2 separate regions of the Homo sapiens genome follow, and region 1 is linked to region 2. The links are chromatin contacts, found by Hi-C or POLR2A ChIA-PET in ENCODE. All regions are on one chromosome and are shown on one strand. Each heading gives the region's core, a stretch centred on a gene start or an enhancer-like site at or near the end of the contact. The rest is flanking DNA. Distances are from core to core; before and after follow the strand shown. Region 1 overlaps LINC02941 (long intergenic non-protein coding RNA 2941). Region 2 holds the start of LINC02941 (long intergenic non-protein coding RNA 2941).

Region 1 (6,393 bases), core at 2,184-4,683, 74 kb before region 2:
AAGTATCCTTAATAAAAGAGAAAGATTTCCCTTATGTTTTCAGCTAGCCACAGCAACTAGGCACAACACTGAAAAAAAAAAAAGACAAGTAAAACTGTCTTTCAAACTTCTGTTTGCCCTTGCAAAGTGTCCTGGCTTAGGTGGATATTGAATATTGAATAACTTTGTCTATTCTTAATCCAAAGGCAGTGCAAAGCAAAAGACTAATAAAGAAGGATTAAGACTAAGGCCACTACATAGAGTCATCAAGTCGTAGAAAAGACTATCATAACATTTCTGACTCCACATCTAAGTTATCCTAAAATAGAAGCTGTTCTTTGAGCAATAGAGCATCCTTGCACTGACCTGGAGCACTGCTGCAGAGTCCAATTGGGTTAGAATTAAATTACATAATCATTTAGTCATAGTACACATTCTTATTGAGTGACGCAGGCATCAGACATGGTACTAAGTACTGAGTGTCCAAAGTCATGCAACGCAAGGTCCCTGTCTTCATGAGGCTTTTATTTAGTGGCAAAGGGAGACAACTCAATCTGGGAGAATGTGGAGAGTGCTATACTCTACTGGAGTTCAAACCTGTGACTCCCACCCTCACGTAATATGAGCATGTTTTATTTAACTCATTAATTAATAAGATGTTATGACCAGATCAAAAGTTGTTTTATAAGCTGGACAGAGACCATCTTAGAATGAGATTGATGGGTAGATTTAAAAAGTGGCTCATGTCCAACAGGACCATAAACCTTTGGAGTTATCTGCTCCACCTGGCAGAAATTATTTGCAGCTCCACCATGCAAAAAGCTACAAGTCAACAGCGAATGCTACAAAGTCTGGAATTTGTAATTAATAGTAAACAGTGAGGTAACCTAAGTATATTAGTTAATCTGTAGCTGGCCTTCTTTCAAAAAGACAATGAATGGAGGCTGTCCACATTTTTTACTTATTTCTTAAGCTTCAGATATAGTTTCTGAAGCACAGAGGAGGCCACCTTGAGGTCAGGATGGGGCAAGGCAAGCATGGCAGCATTTGAGTTAAGATTTGGAAGCTAAGTAGGAAAAACTGGCCATGGATGTGAAGATGGGCATTCCAGGAAAATAAAGAAAAATATGTGGCAACTTCACATTCATTCCTGTGCTACGCTGTGTAATTCCCCTGAAGGCTGGTAATTCAAAAAAAAAAAAAAAAAAAACCTCTAGAAAAAGATAGAAAACACAGAAGTTCCCATTTTTAGAATGGAGAATCAATCTGCCAAGTTTAGATAGGCATGGATTAAGAAATAAACTCACAAGGAAGCATTATATTATCCAGAAGCTGTGAAGGACCAGAATGCCTCCACAAAGCCTAGGGGATGTTCCACATTGGACCATGAGCCTAGCGAATGACTGAAAAAGGGCAAAAAGGGGGAAAAACTGTAAATGGTCTATTTCCTAGCCACATGTGCTGCTTGTCTGAATCAGGTTACGGTCTCTCACTTACTCTATTTAGAATTCTGTACATCTGGGTGTATTTTTTTCTAGTGTTTCCTATCATATCAGTGACAGAATTGTCAACACTGAGGTATCCATAAATTATACTGCAGTCTAGTAGTTTCCAGTGTCTGCGAAGCTTAGAACAAAAGACTCAAATGCAAATGTGAGCTGCTTAATTCAGTGAGTATTTGTGATGTTACCCAGGTGCCAATGACATCTTTCTGACCAGCTCAGAGGCACCAGGGAGCAACCCAACATACATTTTTAATGTGCTCAGCTGTGACAGCATATACACACAGAAGACCTTAAGGCCTTAAAGCCATCCTCCTGGAAACCACTGCACTTTTAGGGACCCAGAAGAAATGGTTTAATTAATCTTCTTTTTCAGGGTAGCTTTTTTTGATATAAATTATGTACACTGAAAACCTGCCAATTATAGCAAATTAAGGGACTTGGCAAGTGCATCCCTTAGAGGCAGATGGTAAATAATATCCAGATTCTGATTTGAAATAGGACCAGAGATTAGCTGGTGCAGAATGTAAAAGCAATCTAGATATGAGAAATAAACAGATTTAGTGTGAGCTCAAGAGGAGGGTTTTGGTTTGGGAGAGCTATAGTGATGCATTGAAAATGGATGACTCATTATCACTACGTGCATTTCCCTGAGATGAGCCAGCTCCAAGTGCTTCTTTCTGTGATTCTTTGATGAACAATTATTTATTGCATTAGTATCTTCACTATGTTACTCAGATGCTTCCGTTTCCTAATCTGTGCAATGAGCATAGAGCAGGTTGGGGTGAGTTTTTAATGTCATCACCACATCATGTGCTCCGTGTAGTACTTGACGTACAGTAAGCGTTAAAAAATGTTAGCTGTTTTTGTTAGTTATGACTACCAAAATAAAGAACAACTCTCACATACCTTCACCCTTATGTTTTGGCCAAAAATCCTAGCTAATGCTTATGAAAGCTGATTATGTGCTTCTACCTGATTCCATCAATTTCTTTACTTATTAATAGCATTCAAAATAAAGAGTCTGACCTTAACTTTGTTTATTTTTCCTTCTTAAATCAACCGTTAGCATTCCTCTTATCTATTAGGGCTTCCCATAATACTCTCCCCCACCCTCTGCCTTTTAATGTATAGTCTAGATCATTTGTGCTTAATTAGATAAAACCTCATCTCTTGTCTCTATACAACATTTTAGTATCTATTACTTCACTGATAATGTAAAAATTTTTGCCACATACAACACAGCTTTACAACATAAAGCTTCATGCATGATTTCATACCATGCTTCATACTCTTACTAGCTCTTCCACTATTCTCATTTATGCATGAGGAATGGGAGGCTCAGAGAGTTTAAGTACTATGCCTTTGTCACACAGATGGTGGGTCCCGGGAGCTGACTTGCCTTGATATTCTGTTGTCACTCAAAGACTGAAAACCACATAAAACCAAAGGAAATCGTGAAAGATAAAGTGTTCAGGTTGGTGTATCCTTGAAAGTGCCAGAAGAGAACTCCACTATGTATATCAAAGTTAAGGTGATTATCTAGGGAGAAGTTTAGACACATGCAAGACCAAATAATATTACTTCTCTGCTCACGTTTTTACTTCTCCAACCTCAGTTTGTATCTGGTTTGAGTCACTACAGCAAGGAGGATGGTGACCTCACCTTATTCGCTTAGTAACTAGATTTCTTGTTTTGCTAATTCACCACAGAAATAATTTAGAACAATTACTGGGTTCAGTTACAGATTCCACACTTTGGGGGAAAAAAAAAAGTAGGGTAAAGGCAGGGAGACATCCACCAGATGACAAGGTAAGAATGGAGGTTAGAATGAAGGTAAATGGGCAGAGCCAACAGAGCAAAACTCTCAGGCTCTGCTTGCACAAAGCTGTCGCAATCCTGCAACTCCCAGAAAACAGTCGTCACATTAGCCAGTACGTGTACGGCAATCTTCCCGGAGTCCGAAGTCTCAGATAGGACAAACTCAAGCGCACATTCGTCATGTAATTCATGTTCAGCCTAGGTTGCTAAAATTAGGGAATGACTCAATCATCATACACCATTACAGCTATTTTCAAGGCTGTAAGTGATGCGTTGCACCGACACTGATGCAAAAGCTTACCCCAATTAGCTTCTGCAAATGCTCTTCCTGCAACAGAGCTTCGTTTCCTAGGAGCCTTCAATCTAATTACAAAGCTTGATTCTCCCGCAGGGCCTGCCTGGCCAGATGATTTCATTTTACTTTTAGGCTAACCTTTGCCATCAGTGATGTCACTGAAGTGTTCCTTCTCTTGAGAGGCTCCTAGGAGCACACTAAAAGGTTAATTTGTTTGATATTTGGTTAAAGAGACTTCTCTACTGGAGGGGCTCTGTTTTGCTGTAGGCAGGTAATGGTACAAAGCAGGCATCTTCAGATGAAGGCAATTTGCACCCAGCCAGCACCAACATAGCTTTATGCACTAACTATCCAGCAGCCACTCAGATAGAAAATCACTGCTGAGAAGGAAGTCAATGGATCCTTTCTGCAATTCACATTATTCACTCAAGGAGATTTTGCATATTTCCTAGTGCTTTTTTTCTCTCAAAAACAAGAGCTGCAAGGCTCAGTGGAAAATGTAACCAGCTACGCAACAGGAAAAACTTGTGTTCAACCACCTTAGGCATCAGAAAAACAAAGGAAAAAGCACAAGTAACGTACATGCCACAATTCCATAATTATTATTCTCCAAACTCAAAGTATCTTTGCTACCTATAGACATCCTCTCCACCCTTCTCTGCCCTTTCCCTAGTGGCCCTTGCTGTGCAGAACTAAAGATGCTATAGAAAAGCTCAGATCCCAACTATGGCCACCTGTAATGGTTATGCTTATTATAGAGAGCCAGTGCTGACAATGAGGGTGTATAAACCAAACCAAGGCCACAAGGTAAGAAGCAGAAATCAAGGCAACCTAATATTTTTTATGAGTCACGTAATAACAAAGAATCGGTTCCACCAATTTTCCCCATTTACTAATGCCATTCAAAATAAACATTCTGACTTTAACTTTGTTTATTTTTCCTTCTTAAATCAACCCTTAGCATTCCTCTTATCTATTAGGGCTTCCCATAATATTCTCCCCCACCCTCTGCCTTTCAATGTGCAGTCTGGATTGTTACTTTTGCTTAATTAAATAAAACCTCATCTCTTGTCTCTATACAGCATTTTAATTTCCATTACTTCACTGATAATGGAAAAACCTTTACAACATAAGAATATGAAGCATGATATGAAATCAGCATATGAAAGTAGCAAATGAAAAGGGGTAGCTATTAAAATGAAATAGGAGGGTCCATGATCAAATTCAGCAAAACAAAAAAACATAGACAGAATGAACGCACACACAATACTCCCTGAATATAAAAATGTAGTTTACATTAAACAGTGTCATATGAGATAAAAAAGAAAAATTACTTTATTCAGCAGGTAATAAATTATAGGACTTGTCTAAGGGCTCTTAAGTGAAATTTTTAAAATAAATACATCCTTAGATAAGTTTGTAAATAATAAAGTAAAACCTGATTGTTGAAAGTTTGGGTAAAGATAGCAAATGGAAGAATGAAGCCACATCAGATCACATCATTTACATTTTCCATTATGCCTTCACAAATGAACAAATAAATAAATTTCAGAATAAAATAAATCATGATCAGCAGCAATGAAAAAGGAGTGCTGCACAACTGAAACTATAAAACATTATTAACAAGCAAAGAAACCAAAATGAAGCAACAGAAGATTCTAGAATAGAGCAGAGCAGTGTGGGCAACGTAACTGGCTTCTAAACTTTCACCAGCATTCTAAAAGTAATAATGCTGAGTTGATAATATACGAATGATTTTCACTGACTGCCAAACTTTGAAGAAGCAAATTGAAATTGTACTCTTGTATTTTTTTTTTCTAACTGAAAAAAAGTGAAAGTAGTTCCTGGGAGGGAGAGTGGAAAGGAGGAAATTAAGAAAAAATGAGGATAGTTAAGTTTGCAGGGGTTCACTGTGGGAACAATATGCAAACCTTAATGTCTACAGAAAATCATGATTTAAGATGTTCAACACAACCTTAGCTTATCACCTTTTCATCTCCCATACTCTCAACTTGTAGCTCAAAGCAACAAAAGTAGATAGCAATCATGGTGGAAAAGAAATAAAAAACTTTTTTTTTTCATTTTATCAGCAAAATTAGGAAATCAGATTACCTCTGCCAAATAATTCACATTAAGTATAAGCAATGCTAAAACAATCTGAGTGCCAACAATTGAAAGACATTATAGGGGGAAAAAATCAATAAATAACTGGTAAGTAAAAAATAGCATAAAATATGCACAAGTCAAGAAAAAACATGTATGAAAAAAGCATAGCACAGGAAGGAAAAAACATCTCCATAAATGCATTGCATTATGCTATAGAAATAGGTAAGAAGAAGATCATTTCAATTTAAAAAAAGAAAATGGAAATATGTTTTAATAGAAGCATCAAGCATTAAGTAAAATTGATGTCCAAAGCAAGAATATTATGAAACATATTAATCAATTTTAAGGAAGAAGGAATACAATAGACAAAGCTAAAATAAAATTGCTGCTCTAAATTGTTTTTTATAATCATAATAAATATAGAGAATGAAGAAAAACGTACAAAAGAAGGAGAAAAGAATAAATAAATACAAAACACTCAAAGCTCATAATCACATCATTTGCCCTTGCTTAAATAGTTTTAGAATATCTGTTTTTTATAAGCTGCCTCAAATATTTTGGAGGAAAGAGGGATTGTAAATAAAAAGTGCAGCAGTTTACCTCTAACAGAGTACAGGGAGGGAAGGAAGGAAGGAAGGAAGGAGGGAAGGAAGGAAGGAAGGAAGGAAGGAAGGAAGGAAGGAAGGAAGG
Region 2 (6,056 bases), core at 1,808-4,307:
CTTTATATTTTTAAAAAAATGGAAGTGAAATCATTCCCAACAGTTTTCTCAGTAAAGATGAATATAAGGATTCACTTGAGTTCATCAAAGTGCCCCACAGATTCTTTGGTTATCTGTCTAATTCTGACATAATTCTGGAGTTTTTATAACTCACTTGGCAGTCTACTACAACCTTGATTATCCCATGGTTATTTAAGGAAGTTTTTATTTTTTAATATATTTTCTGTTTTACAAATTATCTGATGATGTGTATCATTTCTAAAAACAGAACAGAATCAACATTTTTTAAAAGTTTAGTCAAGAAAGGGACATCTAAATTGTTTAGATAACTGTGGTGACATAGACCAGAGAAGGTTTCAAAGGAAATCACTGTTTGTTCGTGAAGTGCAAATCCCTTTCCAGGAAATTAGTATCATGAAAATTATTACCAAAAAATCATAAATATATGCAGGGTTTTGTTTTGAATATATCTCTCATTAAAAAAAACAAATTATTTTTTCAGATGGAGTTGCTTGGATACAAGGAGAATCTTACAGAATACAAATGAACTTGAAGGCATTAGTAATATTTTCAAAATAATAGAGAAATGACACAAAGAGTGAAAGAGGTGAAATCTGTCTTTGATGGGAATAATATCTAAAAGGAGTATTGTACATATCTGCTGGCAGCTTTAAAAAAATTAATGATTACTGAAATTCAGAAATGTCAACAGTATGAAATGAGCAAAATTACTTCCCTAACAAGATTTTATAAGGTGAGCAATTGTTTTGAACATTTTCTAACCTTAACTTTTCTATTTATCTTAAGAATTTAAAAAACAAACAAAAAAAAACCCTAGTGTTTAAATATGAAAAGGAGACTTGTGGCAAATTCAGAATATAATAATTGACCATTAAAATAGAAATGCCTTCTCTAACCAGAAAAATGAATAAGGAAATTATAACTTACATTCTCTATGGATGTCTTTACAGAGATAAAGTAGTGGGATATTTCCTTGAAATAATGTTCATCATCAATGCTGAAGTTTACAGAGGACAAAAATATGAAATCATGTGTTCATAGACAGCCCCAGGACACACACAGTGGATGCATTGTGTTCTCCTGGGTTGCATAACTACTTTGAAAGAAGTTTTCTTTTCTGTGTCATAAAAGAAGACTTTTTGGCTCTGCCAGGATACTCTACCATTTGGCCCCATAGACTTCAAGCATGCCTGAAGATACGTGCCAATGGCTTGTTGGTTTTTGAAGATCATTCTGATCTCTGCTGAGTTACCCAACTGGACTCAGAAGGGTCTGACCCACGTGCCACATTCCAGCTGTTTGCTTGTTTGTTTTTAATCTCAACCTAGTTTAATGGGAAGAAGGTGAGTCACCTTGTGTGTATGTCAGCTGATATTTATGTCATGGAAACTTAAAGGGGATAGACTTGAAATTGAAAAGATAAGATTGTGATTGAATGGGCCTTGTATAAACTATGTTTTGTTTTTGTTCTCTTGCTTACTTACCTTGTAAACAGATTCCTTGAGTCTTAAACCAAGGATCTTAATCTTTGGTATTTACAGAGCCTTTCTTCCATGAAGCAGAGTTATTTAGGATGCTGCCAGCAAATGAGCTCTCAACTGGATCTGTCGTCATCATCATAGAACTTACTATGGTCTGGTAGTATTCAAAGTGCTTACTTAAATTAATTTCTGGAAACAACCTCACACATTTGACTCTATGTATTTTTCCACCTCATGATGAGGAAACAGACACAAAAAGGCCAAATGATTTTTTCAAGGACATTCAGCTAGGAAAGGGCAAAGACAGGCACAGATGAAGAAATAATCACAGGCACAAACGAGGTATCTGTTAATAGAGATCCTAGGAATCTGTGACTGTCAATATGAATTACAAATATGAAAATTATTTGTTGAATCAACAAAGTGGAAATAAAACTATTTTTTCTTAGCTGATTTGGTAATGACTAACAGTCAACATACCTATTAAGTGGTTTTGGTTGAAATAATTTAATTTGTTGTCAATACTAGTTCCCCCCTTTAAATTTAATGATACAGTTCCAATATCTAGATGAACAAATAAAGATAGGAGAAAGAATTCTATATTTTAGTCATTTCTGCTTATGGCCTCAATTTCAGATTCCAGAAATCCATAGCTAAGTAGTTATAAAGCAATTACAGTTGTTAGAGTAGCCCAGGATGGCTGGACAAAGTTGAATATTTCATGACTAAAAACAACAACAGCCAGGCACAGTGGTTCACACCTATAATCATAGCACTTTGGGTGGCTGGCTTAAGCCTGGAGTTCGAGACCAGCCTGGCAGTAAACTGAGACCTTGTCTCTATAAAAGATACAAAAATTAGTTGGTGTGGTGGTGTCTGCTTGTAGTCCCAGCTACTTTGGAGGCTGAGATGGGAGAATCACCTGAGCCCAGGAGGTTGAGGTTGCAGTGAGCTGAAATCGTGCCACTGCATTCCGTCGCTGCACTCCAGCAGCCTGGGTGACAGAGCGAGACCCTATCTCAAAACAAAACAAAGCAACCAAATCAATTCTCACTAAAAATAAACATACCTAAGACATCATCGTATATTTTAAATTCTTTCTAATTAAAGCAATGTTACTAAATATATTTTAAAGAGGCTTGTTATAAATGAAATACTTACAAGGTCATTGTACTGAATTCAAAATTTTTGTTATATGGAAGTTGTAGAACTTTGGGATTATGAAATACTAACACAAGTAAAAAATATAAAGTCCAATCTTTGAAAAGAAGATACTTTGTCTTAGTCAGTTTGGGCTGCTACAACAAAATACCATGGATGTGGTGGCTTCAACAACAGACATTTATTTTCTCACAGTTCTGGAGGCTGGGAAGTCTAAGATCAAGGTACTGGCCGATATGGTTCTTGGTGAGGGCATTCTTCCTACCTGATAGATAGTTACCTTTTTGCTGTGTGCTCATATGATCTTTCCTCAGTACCTGAGCATGGAGAGAGAGAAAGCTCCTGTGTTTCTTCATTTCCTTTGAAAGACATTAATCCCATCACGTAGTCCCCAACCTCATGATCTCATCTAAGCCTAACTACCTCCCAAAGGCCCCACCTCCAAATACCATCAAGATGGGGATTAGGACTTCAACATATGAATTTGGGAGTAACACAGTCAGTCCATAGACACTTCTAGGAAATCTTTTCCATGTAGTCCAGATGCATCTAGCATGCAAACCACAACAGGCTACAGAAGTGACTTGAGGGCAAGAAGAAAGATCCTTCTTTCAGACCCTAAACTCATCTTTCATGGGCCCAGGAAGGAGCCCCCAGCATGGAGGATACCCAAAGACTGAACAATAATATGAGGCTTGAGGCTCACAAATAAACCTCATTAAGAGAGAACTGGGAAAAATCAGAGTCAGAGAAAGAAGGAAAAAAGGTATGGCGGTGGGTAATGGGATTTGAGGTAGGAAAGGAAATGGGAAGGAGCAGAGCACTAGGAGGGAAGGGGAGGCGAAGGGGGAAGGTCAAAGGAAGAGAGAGGGAAGAAGATGACAAGAGCGAGCATAGTTTCACTTTCTCAGCATTAAAATCCTGAAATGGACACTCTAAAAATAAAAACTACAGGAGGTGGGGATTTTACCTGTAAATAATTTAAAAATCACTGAGCTTCCTGCCATGATAGCGCAGGCTATAGATTCCAACAATCTGAAGTGATTTTAAACGTCCCTCTCTAGAGAATAAGTAATAACATCCATCTCCCCCATAGAACAAAATTCCCTTTCTTGATGGAACTGAATGGGGTCAGTGGCATTTTTTTCTTGGAATCTTCACCAGCCCAAACTATAGACATAAGCCAACTTTCACAGAGGCTAGAGATTGTTAAGCTGTGGCTTGTCACCTATAACCCATTTTTATAAAATGTGAATGAAGGCTACTATATTGTTAGTGGCCACCTGTGGACATAAAGAATTTATAAGAGAAAAGTCAATAATGTCTTACCATGTAAGCACATCTGAAATACTGATATGATTTCAGCATTAAGTAAACACTAAAGCAAATTTGGTGACTAGTTGTATGTGTGATACACATATACATATGCATGTATGTATACCATTTAAAAAGAAACACCAAAAAAGTTTAAAATACACTGATTTTATGACAGCTGAAGAGCTAATTGTTGCTTTCCACTATTAAAACTTGGTAAATACCAATAGGAGAGGAATTGCTCAGCTTTAGGAAGGGGTAATTAGGTTTAATGGAACCAGTTGAGAAGAGGAACATTAAGCCTGTTGGGAAAAATTTCCTCCCAATGAAAACTATTAGATAATGGAATCACTTTCCAAGAGAAATGCCTGAAATCCTATCACTGAGGATATTTAGGATTCAGCTGGACATTACAAGACATTCCATGTCTCAGACTTTATGCCCTTTTATGTCCAAAATATGTTAGTATTTTATTTGATGAAATATATTCCAATCCTTTCTTCAGGACTACATATATAAAGAGACTGTATATGTGTATAAATATGCATATATAGTATAAATACATACATATATGTACTATATTTAGACTGTATATGTACAGTCCAAATATACACATAAATACACATATACATATACATACGTACTAAATATACATATACATATGTACTATACATATGTAGTCTAAATATAGTACATATGTGTATATGTGTATGTAGAGAGAGATAGGTAGATAGGCAGGTAGGTAGATTAATTGATAAATAGATAAATAGATATAAGGGAGAGAAACAGAAAAAGAATCTTAAGATTCAAGGTTCTTTTCTGTTTGTTTTTAAACTTGCAGGTTACAAATGAAAACACTAAAAACTGTGATTGATGAACAATAAAGAAATATACTCAGATAACAAGCACCTCCCTTTTTCTTGTTATACTAATTTCACCCTCAAGAGTCAGAAGCAACCAGGTTTGCATTTATTTTCAGTTAGTACTGGTTGCTTCTGAGAATAAGCCCAACTATTAATCTGAAATTCCAATAAAAGCACCAAAAAAAAAAAACCTCAGATGACAAAAATTAAAAATGTTCAGACTCTTAGTGAGAATTTAAGGTTCAATGACTTATCTAACTTTTTCTTGTAAAAAGAACAATCACTTTCAGAAAACCTATGCCCGCATGGAATGATGCATCCACTTCCTCCTAAACATAGATCACATTATCAGTGTTGCCAAATATATCAACAACAGCCTGACTGTTGAACACCATGTTTATCTAATGGACCATAACAGACAGCGAGAACAAGCACAGTTGGAGACAGCAATCTCTAAAAGTATTTCCAAACCAGCATCATTCTTTATTTTTTTTCTTTCCTTTTTCAATTAAGGGAAAGGGAGTTATTAAGCAAGACATACAAAAGCACTGTTAGGATAGCTCCACTGAAACCATTTCTTTCTGCTAAAATGTAAAATAATTCTGGAGGGTCACATTTTTATGTATTCACATGAGAACTAGGACAGAGAAGAAGGAGGGCCGTGGAGTCAAGTTTACACTGGACACCTAATCAAATCTGTTGTGAATTGCATAGAGAAAATTCCTAAGGACTCCAGAGATAAATTCTCAACTTTTCCCCTGTGCAGAGTGAAACAGTTCAAAGCTGAGGATCAGGATGGGACTGAGAGGGATTTTATTTAAATACTTGTGAGAAAAATAATGCAATTATTCAAAATGTTTAACATGATTTAATTTCAGGAATGAGACAAATTTGTTATAAAATGTTGAGAAAATACGGGTAAGTCAAAAGGAGAAAATAAACCACATATAATCCAATAATGCAGAGATAAGTGCTATTAAAATTTTGGTTTATATTTTCCCAATCTGATATGTCCTGAAACAGGTATTTTAAAAACAAAATAGAATATTTTGTATAATTTTGTGTAGTAATATTTTTCAATACATATCATATTCTGCACATTTTTCATAACAATATTTTTCTATAACACCGTTTAAATTGCTATTTGATACTCTGTTACATCAAGGCCCTCTATTTATTTTTCCAGCCCCATAGTGTTGTTACCAAACCTTTGCTA

What was found. Hi-C counts contacts between places; a loop is a spot of excess contacts on that map. ChIA-PET counts read pairs that join two places held with the same protein, here RNA polymerase II (POLR2A). Pooled maps may share reads with other maps.
Region 1: a loop to region 2 is called in a map of mammary epithelial cell, with 9 times the contacts of the local background. The contact joins the enhancer-like site here to the promoter of LINC02941 in region 2. A Hi-C loop is called at or near these places in 7 of 168 maps with a recorded cell type or tissue (A673, IMR-90, MCF 10A and 4 more) and 5 of 50 pooled maps. POLR2A ChIA-PET finds 5 or more read pairs at or near these places in 6 of 52 experiments (A673, AG04450, HEK293T and 3 more).

The regions. Positions count from the first base shown.
Region 1 is chr6:140,047,536-140,053,928 of GRCh38, reverse strand. All of the region lies in intron 1 of LINC02941 (long intergenic non-protein coding RNA 2941), which reads right to left. The region is part of intron 2 of LOC107986652 (a long non-coding RNA gene); the gene reads left to right. Among named protein-coding and RNA genes, the nearest start is that of LINC02941, 74 kb to the right of the region's middle. Within about 2 kb of position 3,433, at least 5 of the 41 ENCODE cell types and tissues checked have a DNase peak (open chromatin) inside an H3K27ac peak, as active enhancers do; they include A673 and mammary epithelial cell, where a contact is called at or near this core.
Region 2 is chr6:139,973,320-139,979,375 of GRCh38, reverse strand. It overlaps LINC02941 (long intergenic non-protein coding RNA 2941), which reads right to left and starts at 3,057. Exons shown (of 2, transcript NR_121623.1): 1 at 2,944-3,057. LOC103352541 (a long non-coding RNA gene) reads left to right here. Exons shown (of 3, transcript NR_121624.1): 2 at 503-754; 3 at 972-1,026.